Regions from separate parts of the Homo sapiens genome. Here region 2 is linked to region 1. Evidence: chromatin contacts called from ENCODE Hi-C or POLR2A ChIA-PET data. All regions are on one chromosome and are shown on one strand. The core of a region is the stretch at or near the end of the contact, and the rest is flanking DNA. Distances in the headings are between cores, read along the strand shown.

Evidence for each region. A loop is a pair of places that touch in the nucleus more often than their neighbours do. ChIA-PET counts read pairs that join two places held with the same protein, here RNA polymerase II (POLR2A).
Region 2: a loop to region 1 is called in a map of OCI-LY7, with 1.8 times the contacts of the local background. The contact joins two enhancer-like sites. A Hi-C loop is called at or near these places in 1 of 168 maps with a recorded cell type or tissue (OCI-LY7) and 1 of 37 single-sample maps with no recorded cell type. POLR2A ChIA-PET finds 5 or more read pairs at or near these places in 2 of 52 experiments (CD4-positive, alpha-beta T cell and HEK293).

The regions. Positions count from the first base shown.
Region 1 is chr2:221,288,128-221,292,377 of GRCh38, forward strand. No RefSeq gene overlaps it. Among named protein-coding and RNA genes, the nearest start is that of EPHA4, 280 kb to the right of the region's middle. Within about 2 kb of position 1,509, at least 2 of the 41 ENCODE cell types and tissues checked have a DNase peak (open chromatin) inside an H3K27ac peak, as active enhancers do.
Region 2 is chr2:221,516,511-221,520,652 of GRCh38, forward strand. All of the region lies in intron 3 of EPHA4 (EPH receptor A4), which reads right to left. Among named protein-coding and RNA genes, the nearest start is that of EPHA4, 54 kb to the right of the region's middle. RefSeq lists enhancers at 656-1,855, 829-1,330, 1,179-1,473, 1,331-1,830. Within about 2 kb of position 1,366, at least 22 of the 41 ENCODE cell types and tissues checked have a DNase peak (open chromatin) inside an H3K27ac peak, as active enhancers do.

The DNA of each region.
Region 1 (4,250 bases), core at 259-2,758:
TCACCATCTAAAGTTTGTGATTTACTGGTCTACAGGGAAAGTCAATAAATGTGATGGGTGATATAATAATTATTTATTGTGTGATAAATTATCTCAAAACTTAGTATAACAGCAAATATTTATTATCTCACAGTTCTGTGGGTCAGGAATCTAGGTGCTTCTGCCTCAAAGCCTCTCCCAAGCTACTGGGACTGAAATCTCACCCAAAGGATGAACAGAAGGCCCAGCTTCCAAGCTTACTCACAGAATTGTTAGAGGCTTCCCTTCCTCATAACCTGGAGGACTGAAGGCCTTGGTTCCTTGCTGGCTGTTGTCCAGAGGTCTTTCTTTGTCTTTTGTCATATTGGCCTCTTCATAGGGAAGCTCATGACATAGAAACTGTGAACAAACAAGAGAGCAAAACAAGACAAAAGCCAGGGCCTTTATGTAACCTCCTGTTAGAAGCATCATCAAATTCCATTAATCTGAAGCAGGTCTCTAGATCCAGCTTAAACTCAAGGTGAGGGAGGCGCAAGGGCAAGAATGCCAAGTCATCTCAGTGGTGTCCACCACTTGTCCCTCACCCGGACTTGGAGGGTCAGCAAAGAGCCTCTAAGCTCAGACCTGAAGAATGAGTAGCCAACATGGCGGGGGAATGGAGGGGCCAAGGACTATTCCAGAGGGTGAGGAAAGCACCACAAACTCAGGGGATAGAGAGAGATCAGTGCATCCAGGGAAACCCTATTTGTCTGTCTTGTAGATTTCTCAGTCGTTATCAAAAGCACATTATTTGTGCTTGTTTCTGGGGACTTTAGAAGAAGTTCTTATCTCTACACTATCAGGATCAAGGGGAATTTTTCTTCAAGCAAATGAGATTCCAGAGATACTAAAATCTTTTATGAACCTTAAACCTGCTCTGTGTGGGTTTTTGTTATTAACAACAACAACAAACTAAAACTCACACATGAAAATATAAAAATATATACGTTTAGTAGAAATAAGCTGGTTTGTTTTCTTTTAGTCCGTCTTTGTTGTGGCAGAAGTCTTTCACTAACAATAAATCCTTCTTTGCCCCATTTTAGCTTTAATTCTTCTTCATGCAAACATGGTCCAGGTGTGGGCCACACATTAAAAAAAAAAGAAAAAAGAAAAAAGAAAATAAAACTTACTGGGTATTTAAACTCTGTTCCTGACCGAAGGAAAAAAAAAAAAAACCCTCTCAACAGAAGCTGTTAATCTGAGTGGCAATGTGGATTGGAATAAATTTATTTGAATTTTTTAGTCTGTATCATATAACCCAAATTCAAAGTGGGGAATTGTGGTATCATAGAGAAGGCTCTGACCTCAGCATCTGGGAGAATAGGGTTTTGCTGGTTTTGTTTGGGCCCCTAACTGATGAGTAAGCATGGGTAATTCAATTATCTTTGCAAGGCTTCTTGCCTAATCTGGTAAATAGTTTGAGAGAGACCAGTGTGTTCTCAGTGTGGTGTCCAGATCAGTGCTTCAGAATCACCCAGAAGGAAACTTGTTAGAAATGCAAATTTGGGGCCCCACTTCAGACCACTGAATCGGGAACTCCTGAGTGGAGTGCAAGACTAGCCATTTGAATAAGTGATTCAGTGCGTTCTGAGACATGCACGCATTTGAGAACCACTGAGCAAGAAAATCTCAGATCTTTCCAATCTAAAATCTAGAGGATTCTGGAACTTTACGGGGGTAGCAAAAAATAATAGAAATGGTAAAGTTTTCCAATTAAAAAATTAAGATTGTTTTTGGACAAATAAAGGACATGCTAGCACATAATTCTCCATCACATAACCATTAGGAGAGATAGATCAGTGTAGATTATTATTTAAGCCCCTATATTGTAGAGACAAGTAAAACCAGGTATGGGCAGATTAAGCAAATACACCCAAGGTCACAAAGCAAATAATGGCAAAGTCAGAACTCATATCCAGAATCCTGACTCCTGGTTTAATATGTCTCCCTCTCCACAGCTATTACTACCTCTGTTTCAATAGGCTTGGGTACTGTATTTTGCCCACATACATTCTCTAGACACAGAAGCCAAGCATTATCTATCTGTAAATGTTTTGACTCAAATTTTACCTCTGATATCAATGGTTTTTCTTAAAGCACAAATCACGATAGAACACAAATACATGAGTATCTTGAGAAATAAAGCATATAAGGCTGGGCGTGGTGGCTAATGCCTGTAATCCCAGCACTTTGGGAGGCTGAGGCAGGTGAATCACAAGGTCAGAAGATCGAGACCATCCTGGCTAACATGGTGAAACCCTGTCTCTACTACAAATACAAAAAATTAGCCAGGTGTGGTGGCAGGTGCCTGTAGTCCCAGCTACTCAGGAAGCTGAGGCAGGAGAATCGCTGGAACCTGGGAGGCAGAGCTTGCAGTGAGCTGAGATTGTGCCACTGCACTCCAGCCTGGGCGACAGAGCGAGATTCCGTCTCATGGAAAAAAAAAAAAAAAAAAGCATATATACATAAGTTTCAGTGAATTATTTTCTTTGAAGCTCCTAAGCACAGTAATTCTACTTTGGCTGAGTACCTACAACTAAAGTTTCCTAAAGTTTTCATTCAAACTTTCATCTTTAAAATTGATAGTGCCATTAAAATAAAGGGACAAAGACATTAACTGTTCAGTAATTACTATTAGATCTCTCATGGTACTTGAAAAACATCATCCTCTTAAAAGATATAACAGGTAGTAATGGTTAATGGCCTAATTTGCTTCTAATTTTTACCAATGAGTAGTAATACTATTATTAGAAGTGTAATAAACAGAAATCTATCTTGTGAGGCTTGAAGAAGTCGTAGGCCAAAATAGATTTTCTAACCCCTTCCATAAATTGAAAGGATACTAACTAGATGTTCATGGTCACTTGTCCTCATTTGAGATCCCATAACCTTTGTCATAAGGCTCAAGCTGTTAACCTCAGTGCCCTGTCAAATTCCTACTTTAGTAATTCAGCTTTCTCTACCTAAATTTCTTTACAATTTCAAGTAAATTATATCTCCACTTCCCTTTCTAAAATAATGTTATAGTCTTATAGTTTTTTCTAACAGGTCTTGTTTTCTCATTCGCTCTCTGTTTCTCTCTCTCAGGGTTAATAAAAGGAGGTTATACCACCTCCTTTAATCTGAAATTAGGAAAACATGACATAAATAGAAATACATATGATCTAATCTAGTGCTGGCTATAGGAAACCTTAAAACACCATGTGTTGGAGAAAAATACTTGACAGTATTATCAGTTTATTTTAAAACTTTCTTTTAAAATTTACTTTCTTCAATCCATCCTGAATTTCTTATATTTTGAAACATGGCTATCTCTTCTCATTTGAGTTGTCATCTGTCTCTCTTCCTAGGTCACTGCTCTGAAATCTATTTAGGAACCTGTTGACATGTACAATAAAAAGACATTGCTGGTCTTGGGTTTACTATGCCACCAAGCGAGACCAGCCCATGTCTCACCCTCTGCAGGAATGGAAGAGGCAGTGTGGGTTGGAAATCAAGTCACATGGCTTTGATCTTGGCTTTTAGTTCTGCCAATAACTAGTGTAGACCCTGGCCTAAAGCATTTAAGTCGTCTGAGCTTTGGTATCTTCATCTATAATTCCTTTTAGCTTTGACATTTCATTAATTTTATCCATCTGGCTCAGAAGCAATTTTGTAGTCCAGGGGGTTCTTCAGAAAGCTTCACACACTTCTTTGGAGAGAGGAGCACTTGCAAAGCAATGTAACTGTCAGAGCTCCAAGGCCTCCATCCCACCTTGAGCATGACAACTTCCACTGTATCTCAGCCTCCATCCTCATTATGTATGGGAAGAGATTCAAGGTAAGATTATTTTGGGATTGGAGGATGAGGAGTGGAAGAGAAATTCCAAAGCTAACTCTTCTTTTTGAAAACCTTGTGCAACAGAATAAAATAAAATAGTATATTGTAATAGATTATGGAAATCATTTTTAGAGTCAAGGTCCTCTTTATCTTATTCAACTATAAAAAGTTTGATATTGTCATGGATTCTAGATCAGAGGTTGGCTGTTTTTTTTTTTCTGGAAACAACCAGATAATAAATATTTTCAGCTCAGCAGCCTTATGGCCTTGGTTTCTGTTGCATTGAGTCTGCTGTTGCTGTATGAAAACATCCATAGACAATAACTAAACAAATGGGCATGGAAGGGATTGAGCCCTGGGCTGCAATTTGTTGATCCCTGATAGAGATTAAAGGATTCACCTGTAAAAAGCT
Region 2 (4,142 bases), core at 116-2,615, 230 kb after region 1:
CCCCTGGTTAATATTTGTATTTTTAGTAGAAATGGGGTTTTACCATGTTGGTCAGGCTGGTCTTGAACTCCTGACCTCAGGTGATCGGCCCGCCTCGGCCCAAAGTGCTGGGATCACAGGGGTGAGCCACCATGCCCGACCTAGATTCAGTGATTCTCAAATAACCTAGGATGCTCTGATAAACCCCAAAGTCACTTACAATTCAGTTCAAATGCCATTGAGCACATTAGTCCAGCACGTTTATCTTTCCTTCCAGGACTGGTGCAGACTCATTTATGGAGCTCAGGAACTGAGCTCCAACACTTTCTCAGCCCTAGGACTGTGAGCAAGGTCCTTTTTTTTCCCCAAATAAATCCACCCCTCCAAACTGTTTATTGAAATTTCTCTTACCTGTCTTAGCAGAGATTCCCAAGCACTCCTGTGCTCTTTTTGTCACTTATTAAAAATCAGATCAGAAAAAAGAGGGAAACAAATGTCTTTGCTCTATGGTGTGAAGGTTCATTCATCCACATGTATTGCTGAGCGCTCCTACGTGTGCCTGACATAGGGAAGGGATGACTGGCACGGCCTGTGTTTCCACAGAGCACATATTCTACTGGCAGGGATAGAACTGTACAGGAGAATAAACCTGGTAATATGAGAGACTGAGGATGGGGCTGGGAAGGTGGTTCATAGGGGATCTCAATTAATAAAGGGCCAGCAATTGTGAACATTACATGGGAAAGCATGCCAGGAAGAAGAGAAAGTTGCAGAAGGCCTACAGTAGGCATGTATTAGACAGACAGAAGATTACTGATGCTAGGAAATGTTGCAAGAGGCATGCCAAGATTGAGATCAGAGTGGTCATCCTGAGCCCACAGGCCCTTAACTCAGTGAGGAGTTTAGTTTTTATTCTCAGTCTGGCAATATGATTTGATACAAATTGTCAAAAGATTCATTTGGCTGCTGGTAGAACGTGGATGACAGGAAGTATGATTAGAAGCAGGGGACCTGTAAGGAGGCCCTTGAGATCCAGCAGAGAGGGCATGGCCACCTGGACCAGGGTGGAGGAGGGCGAGCCGGGAGTCGAGAGTTCCAAGTAAGTGACATAAAGGACTAACTCTGCTCTTCCTCACAGTTGCAGGGCATTTTTTTTTTTTAAGTGGACTTAAGATTCCAAACAAGTGACATACAAAGCAAATTTTGATTTTCCCCTTGGCTGTATCCTTCCAAATGAGTCATGTCTGCATCTACTTAAGCAGACTGGGACACCACTTCCCAGCTCAAGAATGCCACCCGCATGTGCTATCACAACAGCTTTGATGAGGCTTGGCCACCAGGCCCTGGGTCCTGACCACTTGCAAGTGGGCCACACCTTGATAGCAGCTGCATGACAGCACCCACTAACTTGAGGAAGCCAGCCGAGGGGCCAGCTTCCTGAGCGTGATTCAAACCGGAACTAAGGGTGCAGCTGACAAGAGTTTGTCAACAGCCATTGAAGTAAGTGAGTTATGAGGTTTCAGGTTGACATTAGGTAGCTGCTGGTGTGGGCAGCGCAGTGTTGTTTTACAACTGAGGTCTTTACTTTCCTGTTTCCTCCCAGAACAGAATTTCATCTAATTGGGAGGCAGAAAATAGGTAGCTGGTTTTCAGGAAAACTGAGAAATTGAGTGGATTTATTCAGATCTGAAACTGTTCATGCTTCCCCCTCCCCACTCCATGGCTTCTGTGGTTAAGAGCTCAGTCCTTATCCTCCAATGCAAAATGGTCCTCACCTCCAGCTTGTAAGAAACAAGAATCCTCTCCTGATGCCTGTAGTCTAGGTTAGGAAATCTCTCTTCCCTAGACCCCGCTCTTTACCCGCTCCTGCTGCACAACTGTAATCCAGTCATGAACTGTGTGTTTTGAGGTTTCATGTCTATCACCCTTTGCAGAACACACTCTCAGATCCATAGCAGCTGCAAATACGCCCATCCTGTTTACTATTACATCTCTAACATTTGGTAACCTGTAACCTGTAACGATGGCTACTCACCACAAATATGTAGACTAAGTATACGAATGAATGAATGAATGATGACACAGTTGCCTTTAGCATCTAAATGTCTAGACACAGAAAGCAACTCAGACCACTCCTTGCTGTGAACCAAGCTGTACGAAGATCATTTCAGATTTACTTTTCTTTTTCTGTTCCTATGTTTTCTGTTTCTATGTTTCTTGCCATTGTGACTTACATTTCCCTTCAAACAGCCTTGCAACATTATGGGCTTGGCTGAAGCTTGCCAAAAAGGAAACAGCACAATCCTAACACGGGTAAGCAAGCAGGTCTGCTGATAATACTTAAAAGGTGGGAGGAGCAGGGGAGGCAGAATTGTAATGCTCTCTTGCTTGGGAGCACTTGTCTCCCAGAGGAAGGGTTAGATCACTCAACAAAATATGAAACCAGAGAGCAGAGTAGTTTTGAAAAGTTAAAATATTTAGATATGAATAATTTTCAGAGGAAAGATAGCAGTAAAGGTTGGAGGGGTGGGGCTGGTGCAAGAAGAAATAAATCTTATCAAAGGCAGCCTTGGGAGCTCAGGCAGATAGGATAAGAGATAAGTCCCTTTGCAGAGTTAGTCACACCCTCCCACATACAATTCACTTGGCAAAGGTTCCTTTACTAACAAAGCAGGTGCATGTTTTAACCAAAAAACAGTGCAGTGCAACAGCTAGGGTGGCTATAAATGTAGTTTTAAACACTTTTTTTTTAAAGCAGGATATAACAAAACATCGTCTATAGGAAATCTGAAAATATAGGGTCTTATGGCCACAAAGCAAGTCCAAGTTTTCTCGTCGAACTTTAAATGATGGACAGTTTCTGAAAAGGGGCATTTGGACCTTAAGTCGGAGACAACAGAGCTGACATTCCTCCCAAAGCTCTGTGGAGTGGAAAACAGATGGTGATTCCAAAGCAAGAATCTGAGGAAAGGAGCCAGGTTGAGATGAGAAAGGGGCAATTAACAGTGAGAAAACCCAGTTCCTTTCCTTCAGCTCTTCAGACGAATCCAACAGAACTTCTTTTCCTCTGCTCCAGTTATTAGGTTGGTACAAAAGTCATTGCGATCTTTGCCATTACTTTCAATGGCAAAAACCGCAATTACCTTTGCAACAACCAACCTAATGTAAGGACATGCTACCTGGGAGACTCTGCTCATGGATGATATTAATGTTTCTGCCTCTGCCACTCAAAGTCAGCCCTACAAGTTACTATCCCCTAGCAAGGGAGCTACTCAGGGTTTAGAAACAAAGAACATTAAAAAGGCCTGTACATAGTGGTAGAATAACCAAATCAGCCTTTCAAATGCAAGGCAAAGAAGCATTCTATACTCACAGCCCAAATAAACAAAAGCAGTTTACCTCCAATGCAACCTAGAGTCCTAGCCTCGCCCTTTCTCTCCCTCTGGACTGAGACCTCTTTATTTCCTCTGTAGTTTCTCGGTGTCTCTTCTTTTCTCTTTTGCTTCCTCTCCCATTTCGTTTACTGACCATTATCAAAATTTAAAATTAACTTTTAAACACCCATTTTGTGTAATTTTTAAAAAGTATGATGTTCATGCTGATCATGTCATTCCTGTATTGAAAATCTCTCAATGATCCCCACTGTATATACCACAGGATTCAACCAGAAGAACAGAGAAGCTCAAAGCCTCTCATAGCCAGCCCCAATTTGTCCCTCAAACATCCTGCACTTCAATCAAACCAGACAGAGTACCAGTTGTTCTCACTTGGATTGTTCTTTAAACACTTCCCATCACCTACAAATAATGAAATTTTATCTTCTCTTCACAGCCTAAAATCAGCCAGTACCTTTTCTATCAAGCATTGCTACACTGGGGAATCAGAATTCAAATGTTTTCTGTATACACAGCACTTCTGTATACAAACACATATATGTGTCTTTGAACATATATTTATTTACTTTATTATCCAGTAGGCAACTGGTAGACCCAGAGTGTAAGACTTATTTCCTCTAACCACACACACACACACACACACACACACACACACACACAGAGAGAGAGAGAGAGAGCAAGAGGGGGGAGAGAGAGAGAGAGAGAAACACAGACAGTGCCTATTATCTTATCTTAAATATAATAGATGTATCTTTAGGAAGCAGAAGT